3 separate regions of the Homo sapiens genome follow, and regions 2 and 3 are each linked to region 1. The links are chromatin loops, found by intact Hi-C in ENCODE. Cell type or tissue: heart right ventricle. All regions are shown on one strand. Links, peaks and the distances in the headings refer to the core of each region. The heading gives the core; the rest is flanking DNA.

Region 1 (5,877 bases), core at 321-5,320:
CCGTGTGACGTGTCAGTCTGCCCTTACTGGGGGGTGTCTCCCAGTTAGGCTACTCGGGGGTCAGGGACCCACTTGAGGAGGCAGTCTGCCCATTCTCAGATCTCAAGCTGCATGCTGGGAGAACCACTGCTCTATTCAAAGCTGTCAGACAGGGACATTTAAGTCTGCAGTGGTTATTACTGTCTTTTGTTTGTCTGTGCCCTGCCCCCAGAGGTGGAGCCTACAGAGGCAGGCAGGCCTCCTTGAGCTGTGGTGGGCTCCACCCAGTTCGAACTTCCTGGCCGCTTTGTTTACCTACTCAAGCCTGAGCTATGGTGGGCACCCCTCCCCCGCCTCGCTGCCACCTTGCACTTTGATCTCAGACTGCTGTGCTAGCAATGAGCAAGGCTCTGTGGGCATAGGACCCTCTGAGCCATGTGAGGGATATAATCTCCTGGTGTGCCGTTTGATAAGCCCATTGGAAAACCACAGTATTAGGGTGGGAGTGACCTGATTTTTCAGGCCATCTGTCACCCCTTTCTTTGAGTAGGAAAGGGAATTCCCTGACCCCTTGTGCTTCCTGGGTGAGGTGATGCCTCACCCTGCTTCAGCTCATGCACAGTGCACTGCACCTACTGTCCTGCACCCACTATCCAGCACTCCCCAGTGAGAGGAACCCAGTACCTCAGTTGGAAATGCAGAAATCACCCATCTTATGTGTCGCTCATGCTGGGAGCTGTAGACTGGAGCTGTTCCTATTCAGCCATCTTGGCTCCCCTCTGTTATTTTTCTAAAATGCTTCAAAAATAACACATATCCTCCCCCAGTTCCTCTTAATACCACCTTACCTCTCCTTTCAAACTAAAGTTGTTTTGGTTTGCTCTTTCTTATTTGAAGATTGTTTTTCTGAATCCATATGCCAAAACCATTCCTTCACCCATTGAGTAACTTGTATTTTTCCCCCAAATATTATGTTTTAGGGCCTTTGATTTGTTCTCTTTGATTCTGACCTGACTGAAGCAATGGTCTTTGATCTTGACTGGATCAGGTCTTCCAAATCTCCTAATGAGATATTAGGCTTTGGGTGGAAATAGAAATAATAAAAAGACAATGATTTGAAGAAAACATAAAAAATCAGGAAAAGGTTGCATAGTCTCTACTATAACCATCAATTCATATTTATTCAATACCTACTGGATACATGATATGAACTAGAAAAAATAAAAATTCAATTATCAGCTAGCTGACTAATTAAAAATTGGCTAAATAGTACCTTCAGAGTCACAGGCAACTAGAAATAGAAGGACTTTAGAGATCATCCACTCAAACCATGCCATTTTTTAAATGATCAGAAAGTTAAATGTTAAATGTTAAATGCTCCAGACTAGGGCCTGGATCAGACACTTAGGTGATGCCAAAAATTCCACGTAAGCTCAAACATTTTCCAATAGATTTACAGTCTGGGAGAATTTCAGGAGGATTTAACAAAAATACAAAATGATCAGAACAAGTTTGTAGGATAAAAAGATAAAATCAAAGATTTGTGAAGTAGTTAGAAAGGCCATGGAAGAAACACTGTCATTCCGACTTTATATTTTACTGGTTAAAGCATGGATTTAGATCTCTATTTTACTTCCTAGGCGTATCATATGTTACCTTGGGCAGGTTGATTAATCTGTCTCCATATATTTAATATAAAATGGATTTGATAATGTCAAAAATGTGATCAGAATAATAAATAAAATAATGCATATTTATTTCTTAGGGATTGAATTTGGCTGCATGTATATAAAATCCATTTACAAAGTTTCACCCAATGGGTGAAATGTATTTCACAAACTCAGCCTATACGTAGGCATTTCAGGGTTGGCACAGATGTGCTAGGCTCCTTCTATCCTCCTGCTCCATTGTCCTTTATATGAGGTTGCATCCCCATGGTGGCCTGACAGGAACTAAAAGGCTGCTCAACTCAATGTTCACATATGCACTTCAGGTAGAAAACAGAAGAAACTAGGGAGAGGCAGGACTTTCCCAGAAATCTTTAGCAGACTTCTCAATCTAAATCTTTAGCCAGAACTTTGTCACATGGCTCTTCAAGACAAACTAAGAAAAGTAGCTCTTAAGCCAGGCACAAAATTTAGGAGTCTGTTAATACAGAAGCATGAATACAGGAAAGACAATTGACCATATCTACTCCAACAATTAAGGTAGTTATCACTGTGCCTGGCATATAATAAGTACTCAAGAATATGACATATTATTATTAATACAAACAAGGCTCCAGGAAAAAATGGGATTGCCTACCATATTTCAGTATTGTGACAGAGAGTTGTATGTATGTTGTTTTATTCAATTACCACCATGACCCTATAAAGTAATTCAGTTTGGTATGCCAATAATGTTTTGGAGTAAAAAACATTAATGCTTAAAGAGAAGTGAAAAATCTTGTCTATGTTCCCCCACTAGGCAATGACTGAGCTGCTATTCAAATTCAAGTCCATTTGACTCCAGAAGTCCATTTTTCTGCTCATACTTCCACTCTGTGTCACTTTTTTTTTTTTTTTTTTTTTTGCCAAGGAGAATGACACCATGGATACTATACTGTTTCCTGAAGTGATCTTTCTTGGACTTGATTCAAGTCCTTGGACTTGAATTTCTTGGACTTGATTGGTCTTCTAGAGACAGGCCATTCTAAGCTGTGAGGTGTGAGTACGAGCTGTCAGTAAGGTACTTAGGAGTAATGTGAGATTGAAAACACAGGCAGCAGATCCAAAGGAACATTCCTAACAGACATATGACTCATTTGGAGCCTGCTCCACAGCACATGCAGCCCCCGCACACTCAGTACCTTAGAACTGAACAATGCACTCCCACACCTCATTCCTGAGATACGCAATCTTCTTACTGCCAATGGATCAATAGGAGCAAATATACTGCACAAATGAGTCACATGGTGTACTTGTCAGCATGTCTGTGCAACAGAACTCTGAGTGCTTCTGGGTTTTTGGAAGACCATTACGAGGTAGGATTTCTCACTTCCTTCCTAGATTGGAGGCATAGTTGGCTGTGCCTCTCTAATCTCCCTGAGACTCTCTCAGAAGGTTTTCAACAATAAACAGGAAAGAACTATGCTCAAATAATAAGTGATAATTTACCCCTGACTATTACATAAAAGAGGTTTCAGATTAAGTTAAATGAGTACCCCACCACCACCATTTCCAAAGTATCTGAAAAATATTAAAGATGACACATGATTTGTAGGACACAATAACTTGAAGAAATGTGTGAACACTCCCCAGTCTACATGTGTGGATAAAAATAAAAATTAGTGATTTGAGTGGACTGAGAATAAACAGACTGAACAGACATACCAAACCAGATGTGGATAGATGTGAGCATGATCTTCTCTTACATGATTCTTTTTTAGAGCTGATGGAAAAACTGAAGTGCATGGTAGTCTTAGGAGACTCTTCACTAACATGGGCAATAATAACCCCTGCAGCCATTGTTCCTAAGTGTTGATATTCATATGGTTGGAATAACAGGAGCCTCCTTAAAATGGCTGAAGTAACAGGAAATATTTATTATACCTATTATTTATTCAAAGTCTACTTCTTCAGACCTCCAGTGTAGTTCCACTCTTTTACAGTGTTGAAAAAACAGTAGTGAAACAAATACAGAAGCTATCTGTTGTGGTATATTCTATTAAGAGAATCTGATCAAAAAAGAAAAAAAAACTCAAACAGCAATACCCATGTTGTGCTAAATGCTGTGAGGAAAACAAGCAGAGTGACCTAAGGTAAAGAGCATGACAAGAGCTATTAAGGGAATGTTTCTGCTAGGAAGTGACATTCAAGATGAAATGAGAATGGCCTAAGGAGTTAGCCATGTTGAGGCCCTGACAAGAGTACCCATTAATTCAAGAGTAGAAGTGTGGAGCCCAAAACTGAAAACTGAAAAGTTATCAGGGACTACAAAGTCATCAGGAACCAAAACAGCCATTCTCTCAAGGGCTAAACCATGCCCATCTCTGCGTTTTTTCTGTGCTTATCCTTAATTCTGTCTTTAACCCAACTGTATCAGTACTGCCTGACAAAAGTTCATCTAGATAACTGATCAGAGTTACTATCTTACAAATTTAAATTTCAAGAAGAATCTGTTTGGCTCAACTTGAGCCAGCTGACCAGTTTTGACTCAATGATCTGTGACCTGTTGGACACATTTCCAACCTCTGCTCTTCATGAAGTGGGGTGAGAAGAGAGAAATGTTGGCTCTCTAAAAAGGGCTTATGGAGTTCAGTAAAGTGGATTTTTTGAGAACATTCTGTTCTTTAATTCTTCAGTGGTTCATCTCACTATTCTCTCATCTATCCATTAACCAAGTTAATACATGATTAAAGAGTTCACTATATTCCTGTTAGTCTTTATCTAGGTGCAGGGGTTTGGGTGAGGAGACGAGTAGTACAGAACTGGGATGCAAATACAGGAGGGTACATTCTACTAGAAAAGTCAAATACAGAAATATCTATAATTTAGAGATGAAAATTCCATAAGAGGCACACAAATATATTAAGGCGTTTTAGCACAGACAGAAAGACGCATACCTTTGTTCATTAATCATATATGGGTTCTCATTTCTCAGAGAAATAGTCGACATAAAGTTCCAAGCCATGGGCAGGATTTTCAATGTGCCATTGCCTTCTCATGACATCCTGTAAAGTTAACTTCCATCAGAAAAGTAAACATAGCAGGGGAGGTAATGGGTTTCTGTCAGGGAAAGTGTGGAGAAGCCAGAAGGCTAAGTGCTATATCAATAATAAATGTGTATGAATACACTATGGCTTGTAATTAAACCAGGCTTTCCCAAGAGTCAATAGGGTTCTTCAGAAACATGATTATCTTTGCCAGGATACTGCTGTGCTGGTGTAAGAATGCAGCTGAGATTTTTTGATGGATTATACTAGTACATCACTTTATATTTCCTCAACTAAATTCACACTTATGATCAAATTCACATCTAAAATTAACTATTGCATTGGGAGTTTTGGAATCAAACCTTTATTATCTCCATTATCAAAAGTAACATTTTACCCCCCTTTGTAGGAGAAAAATTATCTGAGCTAACGTTTAAGAGATTAAGATGTGAGGAATTATTAGTCACCTTATATAGATATAATAGGATGTTAAACATTATTTTTTTTCTGTTCTTTGCAAGTCCTGTAGAAGCTTCAACAGTTGAAGACAATACAATAGGCAGTGGTCCTCATAATTAGGATACATTGAAGCTGTTGATAATGGACCTTCAATCTTTAGTTCATCAACCACTTAGAGGTTGCAGGTTTAAGATGTGGGTGGAAAAGAATACTTGGAAGAGGTTTTCTCAATCACTAAACCATCACCATGAATGTTGAGAGAAGGGTGTCTCTTTTTCATCTAAAACTAAATGAGAAGTTTTAGGAGAAACACTGAAAAGCTTGGCTGTGGTTTGAGTTGATGGTAGTGGCACAGAAAGGGAAGATACAGACTGAGGAGAGAGTTGTAAGTGGACAAATAGAGAAGATTTCACTTTCAGTGGCTCTATCTGTATTAGGGGAGGTTCCTATGAGAAGAACCACTGAAGACCCCAAAAAGGGCTGTTCGTAATAGAAACCCTCAGCTTTGGCACTACCAAACACAGGCATTAACAAAATCCGAATGTGGCTTCTAGATCTTCTTGTCCAAATCCATCAAGGCCTGACTCTAGAGGGACCCCCAATAGTAGCAAATGAATGAGAATAAAAAATGGAGAGAGGAAGAATCAACCAAAATCTTCCTTCCCTTTAGTGAATAAGCCTCAACTGGGCAAAGTCAGAAGGCTAAAATTGAGTAGGAGTTTTTATTAGACTGGGCTGGTTAGTTT
Region 2 (5,877 bases), core at 507-5,506, 230 kb after region 1:
AAAACTCTCCCTGAGAAATCTGCAAACAGGGACTGCAAAAGCCTTCCTGATCTGGGCTTTTGTTGATGCAAAGGTGAATGGGATGAGATAGGCTGGAGGGAAAGTGAGAAAACCAAACATTTTACATGTCTAGATCTGCAGTTAAAAAAAAAGAAAAGAAAAACTTACATGGGGGAATGGGGGAAGAGACTGGAAGGAGATCCCTGGATACCTTACTTTGAATAAGTTTATATTTGGTCTGAAGTTCTATTAGGCTCTCCTACCTTGAATTTCTTTCTGAATCTGACAGGGTTGCAGCAAAATTTTGACAGTTGAGAGACTTTTTGAATCTCTCTTGCGAAGCTTATAAAACAACTACAATTTTTCTTAAACGAAATAAGGAAAAAAATGTTTCAGCATGTAATTTTCAGCTTGTTTTAGCAATGACAGAAGAATTTATCCCCTTGCTAGACTAGACTGATCTCTAATAGTGATACTATAGACATACAAAAAGGAAATGGTAATTCCTGAACAGAGCTTCTCCCATCCAAAGATTCTGCTTAGTCCCTTGAGTAAAAATAGTCTTGTGTCACAAGATGATTCACACCTTAAAATACTGTATGTTGCTTCATCCTTATCTATCGAATCTAACCCTTTCTTTCTCCACTGTTTCTCACACTGCCTTGAAACCTGTGAAGTATGTGGATTCTAGTAGTGAAATGACACCTCTTTTCCGTATAGATGAGAAGAAGCAGTGGCAGCAGCAGCAGCAGCAGCTAAATCAGCAAGGAGCATATGATGGCAGAGTTCTAATTAGATTGCACAAATTTTATGATTTCTCCATTCCTCTAAGAATTGCACACCAGCAATAACCAACATAAACACATCATTCAGCTCTGTGTTAGTGACATTCATTCCCAGGGCTCCTACTGGTTGCTTACTTCTGTCTTAGCTTGAATGCACTGCTATGCTGACATTCTATATTAGACTAAGGGGGAGAATTCTCCCCCTTTGAAACGTAAACGTCCAAGGAGTAATCTCCTAAAGACATGAGTCCCTTACTCTGAAGGGAAAGGTGAATCTTATCCTTAATGAGACATACAGTTTTAACTCCCAGCAGCAGTTTTATGGTTTCATATGTGAGTGCCCTCGAAGACGAAGAGCAAAGGGAATATTCGGACATATACACATATATGCCTACTCTAAGAGATCAATTCACTTTCCTGGATTCTTTGGGTCAACAAAAATTAATAGTTAGCATGACAAAATGAAGCAGTTTTTAGACTGACCTAGCTATTTTCACCATCAAATTAGTGACTTCATTTAGGCATAACTCCTTGTCCCTTGCCCTCCTCCCTGCTCCTGTTCCTATCTCCCAGTTGGCACTGATCCTGTTATATCTTGTCGTTACTCTAGGGAAAAAAAAAGGAGTTTCCTAAATTCTCATTGGCTAGATCAGATCTGGAGGACACGGGTCAAGAGCTCTAATAACACTTCTAGGAACTCAAAAGTAAATCCTATTCCTAATATTCTTGCTTTGTCATTTAGATTCTAATATAGTACATAGCCATTTCTCTGTGTTGTAATTCACATGTACTGAAATCAGCTTCTAAACTGATCAACAGCAAATGTTGCAAAGAAAGACTATCAGACAATTTTGTCATCCTCTAATCAATCTGTAGCCAAGTCTTTCACTTAATTTGCTGGAAGATAATGATTATATAAAATCCACCAATTTAATCATGAATGTGAAAAAGACACACACAAAAGAAGAAAAAGAGGTACCATTTTCCTCTCAAGAGGAATTCTTGAATTTCTTTCTGAAATCTGATGGGGTTGCAGCAAAATTTTTGAAAGTTGAGAGACTTTGTGAATCTCTTGCAAAGCTTATAAAACTCAGATTTCTTAATAAATCTGAATAACTGAATCATTATTCTTTGGATATGTCTCTCTCCAAATAACTATTGCAATCTCCAAATCTCATATTAATTTCTTAAAATTTTTAACTGGAGATATTCCTAAAACTAATAAGATAGTGCAATGCTTATAATTTCGAATTGTTTTTTATCAAGTCATTTTAGTATTAGGTAAATCATCCTAAAATTAATATCTTTCCCCAACAGTCATGCCATAATGACACCAACTAGGAATGGCAGGTAAATAAAAAAAAAAGAAAAAAAAAATCCTAATGCATTCCCTAGAGATTCCATCACCTCTTGATAGATTTCAGTCGAGTGGGAGCTTCATTAATTATTTCCTTCTCTGCCTGATAGCAAATGAAAGGCTCATTTGGATCATATCCCTACCAATTGACAGGAGGAAAAAAGGCTCACTCAGGTGCTATCAACACCATTAGTGTTCTTTAGGGAAATCATCATTCTATTCAGGTACAAATGCATTAAGTTTATAAATAGAAAAACATGCATCCTCCATGTTAACTAATGTGGCTGCTATCATAGAGAGAGTTCAGGTAATATCGCCTTAATCTCCAAGAGATATAGTATTTTCCAACTACTGAATGGTTGTGTGTGTGTCCTCAGAGCCTAAGAAAGATATTGGAACATTCACCAAAAACAACAATAACCTGAAACTTTTAATGCTGTAATTGAACCTGAGAGAATTAAGTAATTCACATCAAACAAAAGCTATCACAAAAAAATACAGAAAGATAATGGCTTCTAGTAATTCTATTTCTAAAGAGCACACAGTTGTTCTACAGGTCATATAGTCCAGTTTCCATGCTATATGCATCCTTTATATAATGAGAATAATGTGCATTAAAAAAATAAAATCAGCATTTTGCAATGTTCCATACAGTATTAAAATTAACCCTTTCTTCTGGGAATGAAACTCTCTATATACCCTTATGGAATGTCTCAGAGCTTAGGACTAGTATTATTGTCGTTATGGGGCACAAAAATCCAACCTAAAGTGTAAAGAAAGGTTTTTTAATCCTCCAGCCTCACCATTTCTCCAAAACACATGCATTTGCCTGCTAATGGGAATTATACACTTTTACTTCACTTTGAAAAGTCTCTTTCAATACCTCAGATCATTCATTTTGCTTATATTTGTGGGCAGAATATAAAATACATAATATATGTGAACATATGAATATATTATATATTCATATAATTATTTTGAAACAAATATAATTCTTAGACTTAGCACTGGCACAGCTTTTGCTGATATCCACAGGGACTACTTATTTAACTGCTTTGACTGATTTAAGAGGTAACTGGCCCCTCAACAGCCAATAGCTTAAGTAGCTGTGGATAAAAATGCCTTCATGCTCTTTGACTTTGAAATAGCCCTTGGTGTACAGAATCATGAGAAACAATCCAAGTACATTCCCACATAATACTGATTACTGGGAAAAACACCAGCATATCTTCCATATTTATTAGTCATTTCTAATAGTTACTATTAAAACCACTGCTAAGGTAGGTTGGCATTTCTATCATTTTCACAGAAAATGTTAACCTATATATTCATGGGGCAGGTTATTTCTGCTTTATGTCCTCTATCACAACAGTCACTTCTTGGTTATTTCTGCTAATGGTGAAGAGGCAGGACCAATGTTACCCCAAAATCCTGCATAATTAGTTCTAGCATATGTAACACTTTGAACAACAGATTTGGCTTCCCACTTAGGTTTTGCTTGGCTTTCTAGTTCTAGTGTTTTTGTTGTTTCTTTGTCATGGATTGTTTTATCTTTTTATAATTTTACCTTTTCTGGACTGGTTGTTTAACACAAGACAATAGGCTTCTGAGCCTGAGTAAAGCCAGCCTCAGGTGAGAAACCAACTACAGATAACCTACAAAACAGATTGCTTACAGGTAGGAAGAAAGAATGGACTATTTGTGGATCAACTAACAAAATCATTTAGCTCCTGGCACCCTGGATGCAAAATCTCCTTCCAAGACACCAATGACAACAAATGGACCAAAAGCTGAACCTTAAGTCAGCAACACTACCTCCAGTGAATCTGGGAATATGCTTTTCAAGATGACAGCATGACTTTATATTCAGCACATTATTTGCCTTATACATTTATTCCCATCCCACAGGCCTGAAAGGGGGATGCTTGAATCTCACTTAGAGCCACCGCTCATTAAATATGTGCCATGTTTTTAAGCAACCAACTTATGCCCTGGGATTAATTTATTTATCCATAAATAAGATGACCATATTTTCTAAACCTCAAATGGGGCCATATGGTCTGATATGTATTAGCATGCTTTCATGAAGAAGATACTGTGAGAAATTGGGACTGCTATGGAAACAAAACCAAGCCAGAAATAAAACTCATATCACAGTCCTAATCTTAATTTACTTTTCAGAAGTACATATTCCCATTTATTACAAAAAAAAAGCTCTGCTTCCTTCAATATTGAACACAACCACTCCAACAACCTTCTCCTCAGATAAGAATACTGATTTCCATACTAGAAAGTAGCACTGTCTTCTGACCTGCAGTGGCTACATTGGTCTGGAAGATCCTTTGCCTAAAGTTAAGTTTCTTTAAAGGCAGGAGAACCGAAAGGTACCTTATGTCCACATCAAATGTCTCTTGAAGAATTCAGAATGACTTTTGGGTCAAGGAGATTTCCTGGAACAGGCCCTTTTGTCACTGAATGACACCCTGTAATCATTTTAAACTGTATCAATAAAAACACATACACACACATAAAGAAGGATGTTACACTCTGTTCCCTGCACATGAGCACATCACCACAGGTTCATTGTAAAAATGTGAAGTGAATCTAGGTATACTTCTTACTTTCCCTAGCAATAGCTGCAATGTTAGTACTAAAGGCTCATCCAAACCCTGAAAATTAACAACAAGGAAGAACACCATTTCTGATTTGTTGGAAGGTAGGGGGGCTACTGTTTGTGATTCCAATGTGATTAAAAATAATTTTCCATTGGTTAATATTGACTTTTTTAAAATGGGAAAATATGTATCTTAGTTCACAGTATTTTCCTTATATCTTTCTTACTCATATATTGGGTTCTATTTCAACACATGCTTAATGAAAAAAATTTCAGGAAGCTTCAGTGATCCTGTTTAAAACAAACTTGACAAAGCATGCAGTAGCACTTGTGAAACACTACATGTGTTTAAGCATAAAATGAGTTCCCCAGCACAGGTCAAAATAGTGTTTACTGACAAGACTGCACGATAACAAAGCAAGACATCAAAATGTTTACTTACCAATTTTCACCATATGTATTCAACTGAGGACTGAAGAGTTATTTTTCATTAAATGAATCCCTTCCCTTTAGAAGTTGTTAGAATAACAGCTCAGAATACATCCTATTCATTCAGCTTAGTCTACATTCGAAAAAACTCAAACACCTGTTCTGCGGTTAACCTAACAGTGAGATTTTTGTTTTTATTTATTTATTTTTGCTCCTATTACTTACTAAAAAAAATCCAAGCTGATATGACTGGAATGGTACTTAGAAAATATGAAGCTAGTCTGATATTTCTTTTACTCCACAGTAGAATTGTGGTACGAAAAGGAACCAAGTAATAATGTAGCCCAATATCCCCATGTTAGATACACACACACACACACACACACATACACACACTCCTGAGGATCAAGGAGATGAAACAATTTGCCCACGATTAACAAGCCAGCTCTCTTGACTCCCTAGACCAGCTGTCATTCCTCTAGCACCCACTGACTCCCTTTCACAGAAATCAAAAGGACTATTTATTCCTCCTTTCTTCCCCATAACTGTTATGCCTGTTTTCCTTTCCAATCATTTGCAAGAGAGAACAATGCATCTTCCCTTGAAAAGACTCTGATTAGGATGACCCTCAAATAGTGTGCTTTTGGTAACATCTATTGTCATCTGAAAAGCAATAAAAGGATCCCAGATCC
Region 3 (5,877 bases), core at 507-5,506, 240 kb before region 1:
CATAATGCTTAGTGCTCCAAGGTCCCAGCATAAGAGGCCCACCCTGACTTTATCCATTCTTATATTTTAGATCCTAGGAACCAAAGATCATTTAATCAAAAACGTGCCTCTCATAGTTAGGGAAATTACATTCTTTTTGCCCAGTGGAAAATTTACATGTTTATTGGTTATATTCTAGGATGATATTTATTATTCACTGAAAGTTTCAAGGGCAAACAAATACACTAGAAATTTTGGAAAGACTCAAGAAACGATAAAATATTACCCCTTGACAGAACAATATTTTATAATGATATTTTGTCTGGTGGGCATGGCTGTCTGTATAACATGAAGATTAAACCTTGGCTGGCAGTGAATTTTTATGTATTACCAAGGTTAGAAGCATAAAAGGCCCTTCTAAAGAAAGTAGTGTCTGCATAAAGTAGTTCATGCACAAAATGCTTGTGATGGTGAGTTGAAATGGGAATAAGAATAGCAAGTACAGGGGCTTCTGGAAAGGTAAAAGATTACAGATGTTGTCATGGGAAATACCCACACAACATGACAGGCTACATTCACAAGAAGCTATCCATGTAGAAAGTGAATTCTTAGAAATTGCTATGGGAGCCCTAAGTAATGACATTTTCACTCTATTGCCATATAGCTTCAACAATTGTCAGATTACCACTGACTTACTAGCAGAATAACCCCAAGGTAATTGATCATCTCTTATAAATGCATGTCTCTATAAAGGGTCACAATTAAAGAAACTTTCCCAATGTACAGGTGAAGAAACAAAGTTCAGAGAAGTCATAGAGCAAACAGGTGTTGATGCTAGCCAGAGGGCAGATCGAAGCCACTTAAGCTCCAAAGTCAATTCTCTTAATCAGCTTACTATAGTATATAAGTTCCTATTAATAATGAAGTGTGAACCAAGTGGGAACAGAAAGTTGTGAAACCAGATTTTCTTGATCTTAGTGTCTTTATTTTTTGAAAGAAATTAATGATAATACCCAAGGCCATAACACTCAATAATGACAGGAAAAATATTTTTCCAACTTTTGTTCTAGCATTATACAAATATTAGCAGATAATACTTTATTTATAGTATCTGAAATGTTGTAGACATTCGGTAAATTTTACCAGCTTAATTGAGTCAAGTATCTGCAAATGCTTGTTTTCAGGCATGAATGGATTAATCCCAAACAGGACTAGGACTATGCTTAGAATTAGGAAAAAAGAAAACAAACAGAACATGGTATATTGGAAGATAAATACAGTGGTAGTAGTAGTGGAGACAAGAGATGTGTATCTCCATAAAACGCTGTTACTCTCAATATTAAATTCTTATGTCTAAGAGGAAGGAAATTAAAACTGTCAGAAAAATTTTAGTGCCTTAAGACCTTCAAAGATATGTAAATCACCTAAAATATGAAAGTATTATATTGTTCAACATGTATAAACAATAACAATGTTTTATTCATATATTTCTTCAATCACTTTATTTGTATTAATTTGCCTAAAAGTGTGCTTGGAAACAAGAATGAAAGAGACAAAAGTGATTCTTGTCCTAATTGAGTTTACATTTTCATGCAAGACATAGACAAGAAAATAAATACCATACTTATAATTTATGATTGTGTTAAGTGCTATGAAATACCAAAGAGACAGTTCTAAGCATGATTGGTATCTTAGTATGTTTACAAGTTGATTTTGTAGACATGAGACCTGATGGCTATAATATTCACAGAATCATTACCAATTGTTGGCTATAATTAGACTCCTGCTGCAAAGGGGCAACTTAACATCCTTAACTTCTTTTGACAAGGTTCAACTTTTGTTCTGAAAATAATAGAAAGGGTTTATTTTCCCAAGAGTCAGTTATTCTGAGCACTACAGAGTTCAACTGTAGTTCAAGATGCCATGTGATACATTTTGACTGGGAAAATATGGCAAAGCATGATTTCTAAGAATTAATTATATCATCCAAGATACATGATAGCAGGGGTTGCTGGTATAAAAATCATATCTGACAGAGTCCATATGACAAGCATAACATAAAGAGACCATATTATGTTTAACATGTGTATAATACAAAGAGAAGGCAATGATGGTGCATCGAACAATTTACAGAATTAGCAGATAGCCCAAAAAGCTTAAGTAAATCATTGTATTTGATTGAGCCTCATTTTTCTTATTTGAAAAAAAAAAAGTTAGTAATCAATGGTGGGAACAAACGTTTCTTTGCTAATTTTGATGTTTCCTTGCAGGTGATGAGAACACAATTAGGGTAACATTCCTAGCTTCTTTCTACCCTTTTACTTGTTCTGCTCCAGAAAAATTGGAATAGTGTGATTTGAATGGTAAATTTATGGAGAATAACATGAATGCACTCTGTTCAGCACCTCTCCTTTCTTTTTAGGAAGAGGCTGTAAAAAGGACCAGGTTTTCCCTTAGAGAGGCCTCACTGAAGAGCCAATTGCCAGGGGCGGGAAAGTCTATCAGTTTTAAGAAGCTGGATGATAGATATTCTTAGATGACTATAATTAGGCGATAAGGCAATAACATGCTGATCTGCTTAGAATTTTATTTCATTTTTCAATTAGTTCAGACTCTGGTGTAGAAAACAAGTTTTATTTAAACCATCAGCAATAATAATTTGTGACTTACAAATTCTGTTGTGAAAGTCAAATGTAGTGATGAATTTGAAATGGATGTATAAATTCAAATCTCCACATAATCTTGTGCAGTTTTTTTAGTCAAGCAATATACCTTATAACTAAAACTCAGCTCTCAAAAGCAGAAGTAAGTGTGGAAGGATAGAACTGAGGCTCAGGAATTTTCCACCACTACTAGCATATTCCCAAGATGCCTGAGCTTCAGGCAAAGCTGTTTCTATTGATCCACATAAGGCTTATTTCCATCTCTCAGTTAATTGTTTCTGTTTTGAGTTGGATTGTGACACTCAAAAAAAGCTGTGTTGGAGTCCTAATGACTGGTGCCTGTCAATATGATATTTTCTGAAAATAGAGTCTTCATAGATGTAGTCAAATTAAGATGAAGTCATATTGGAGTATAGGGTGGGCCCTTAATACAATATGAATGGTATCCTTGTGAGAGAGAAGATGCATACAGACAGTCACACAGGAGAAGGATGGCCCTGTGACATACATAGAAGCAGTTAGTGGAGAGATGCATCTACAAATCAAGGAACAACAAGGATTGATGGCAAACACCGGAAGTTAAAACAGGCAAGGAAAGATTCTTCCCTACCATTCTCAGAGGCAGCATGGCCCTGCCAATGTCTGGACTTCAGATTTCTAGCCTCCAGAAATACAAGTCAATAAATTACTGTCGTTTGAAACCATCCAGTTTGGGGTACTTTGTTATGGAGGCCCTAGGAAATTAATGCAGTGCCCATACCTAGTGACAGGAAAACCTGGGTATCATTTTTACTGCTCCACTGAAAAGACTGGTACTCCTTGACCTCAGAGAACATAAGAAAGACCATGTCCCAGTTGGCCCCTCTTCCTCAGATGCTGCTGAGCTCAGGACTATAAATAATAGTTCCCAAACCAATGTTGGTAGTGTTTTGCCCAGGAGCTCTACAAATGGAAGAGTCATGGATGAGCAAGTGGATGACTCAGTGGAGTATATGTGTGCTGACTCCCAAATGCTGGAGAGAACCAAAAGTAATCCTAAAAATTAAGTTCATTTTTTTGGTATGAAGTAGTTGTGTTTTTGTGGTTTATCAAATTAATTCCCAGATCTGAGGCACCAATGCTTGAAAAACCATGTAGATTTAATAGCTAATGGATCTACAGTGTCTCCCAGTACATGTACTCCTGATCTCTCAGCTTAACTTCTAGGACTTAATGTCTCTAAAACCTTGGACCCCATGCCTCAGACGTAAGTTTTGGCCACTTTTATTCTGACTAGTCTCTTGATCCCAATAGTATGCCTATTTTTATCTTCATACTTACAGCTGATGATGTTTCTGCAATATAAAAATCTCCCTGCTCCTATTTGCCCCTAAAAATTCAACCTTTCAAGGCCTAACTTATAATCCACTTCCATTGCAAAAACCCTGCCAGTGACTGTAATCAAGACCAACCATTCCACTACCTTATATTCCTTTCTGGTACTATTGTGTTGGTGGACTGTGTGTGTGTGTGTGTGTGTGTGTGTGTGTGTGAGAGAGAGAGGATTGTGGGGAGTGGAGAGAAAGTGGTAGCCTTGTCTTTCAACAGGATTTTTTTAGCTCCTTCAATGTATACATTACCTAGATTTCATAATTTTATTATTATCTTCAGTACATAGCACAGTGAAGTGTTTACTAGTTGATCAATACAATTTTAACTTGATGACACAGAAGTCTAGTGCTATTGTAATTTTTTTAAATGCAACTAAGTTGTGGATGCAGAATCAGGGCAAATCATGGAATTCCATTATTTCAATGAATATATGTAAATCTTGGTCAGTCCTAGGTGACAGAAGAGAGTAAAGAGGAATTACTATTTAGTGAGCCACTGAATTATGTTTCAGATACTGCACTAAGCAATTTACATAGATAATCTCTCTTAATCCTCAGATTAACTCTTTGAGTTCAGGGTCATTATTTCCAATTTTAAAATCAGAAAATTGAGAATCAGAGAGCTTCTTGAAGAAACAAGATTAAGCAAAAGGCCTTTGCATGATACTATGCCCTCTTTTCTCTTTCATCATTATATCTTAAGACATTTTGAGGAGCAGAACAAGAACACCTTTATATCCTACACAGGGATCAACCTGGCATGGTGGCTCACACCTGTAACTCAAGCACTTTTGGAGGCTGAGGCAGGAGGACTGCTTGAGGCCAGGAGTTCAAAAACAGCTTGGGCAATGTAGGGAGACCCATCTCTACCAAAGAAGTTATAGACATTGAAAATAAATAAATAAAAATAAATGGACAGGCAAACCACCGCGTGTCTATGCCTGGACATCTTGGTTCTTGGTGACATGAAACATACCACCTCAAAGGATGAGTACCGTATAGTACATTTGATTCATGAAAAGCATCAGAAAAAAAAAAAGTTTCTTTGAGGGAAAAACATCTGCTGTTAAAGTCACTTCAAAGACATTTTAAATAATTGGTTTTATTCTTGAGGATTGTGATTAAAAGAAAGCATTTAACTATTAACCTGCAAATTGACCTTTGTGATCTTGGAAAAGACAGGCTAATTATTTTTGAATGTTAGATTTTCTCTCACATTTCCAAAAAGAAGAATGAATGACTAGAACAGTGGAAGAATTGTGGATGTTCCTCATCACAGCTGATAATTACTTAGGGTCAGTGGCAGCCCCAGACATTGGCATAGTAGGTAGGTGAAAGAATTAGTTAAAATATGTTCCTTTTCAGTACAGTGATTAGAATGCATATCTAAAATATATAAATGAATACATAAACATCTTACTTTTAAGTATGACCAAGTATAGTGGTTAAAAAGAGAGATGCTGCAACTAATCTGATATTTTCTAACTCTGGCTCTACCTCTTAAAACCTGTGTGACCTAGGTCAAATTACCAAACTTCTATGGGCTTCAGTTTTTTCATTCATACTATGAGGATAATTGTAGTGCCTACTTTATAGAGCTATTATGGTAAAGAAGTTCATAGGTATAAAGCTCTTGCAACAGTGATTATAAGTGCTATGTTTGTGTTTTATATAAAATAAAATAAATTCCCAATAAAATTATGTATGGAATCATAAAAAATCATTTTCTTGGAAATCTTTGAATCCAAATGTACATTTTATTTTTCCTTTGGAGACAGCTATCTTGCTCAAGGTTACACAGATAAAACATGGGTGGAGTGAGGGCTAGAACTTCTGACTCTTAATGACTATTCTAGATCTTTTCC

The links. Peaks named below come from ENCODE experiments on the same cell type or tissue, not always from the same donor. Only the 100,000 strongest peaks of a DNase experiment are listed, where the experiment ranks them.
Region 2: it touches region 1 in a loop (3-fold over the local background); 5 of 110 quality-filtered maps call a loop at or near these places.
Region 3: a loop joins it to region 1, with 2.6 times the contacts of the local background. A loop is called at or near these places in 7 of 110 quality-filtered maps.

Annotation. Positions count from the first base shown.
Region 1 is chr11:29,771,060-29,776,936 of GRCh38, forward strand. No RefSeq gene overlaps it. Among named protein-coding and RNA genes, the nearest start is that of LINC02546, 180 kb to the left of the region's middle. RefSeq lists enhancers at 3,694-3,863, 5,258-5,427. In heart right ventricle, for the core only: no CTCF peak of the experiment used is centred there; a DNase peak (open chromatin) is centred at 2,862; H3K27ac peaks cover 735 bases.
Region 2 is chr11:30,001,742-30,007,618 of GRCh38, forward strand. No RefSeq gene overlaps it. Among named protein-coding and RNA genes, the nearest start is that of KCNA4, 12 kb to the right of the region's middle. In heart right ventricle, for the core only: no CTCF peak of the experiment used is centred there; no DNase peak of the experiment used is centred there; H3K27ac peaks cover 840 bases.
Region 3 is chr11:29,531,437-29,537,313 of GRCh38, forward strand. The region is part of intron 1 of LINC02755 (long intergenic non-protein coding RNA 2755); the gene reads right to left. Among named protein-coding and RNA genes, the nearest start is that of LINC02755, 60 kb to the right of the region's middle. In heart right ventricle, for the core only: no CTCF peak of the experiment used is centred there; no DNase peak of the experiment used is centred there.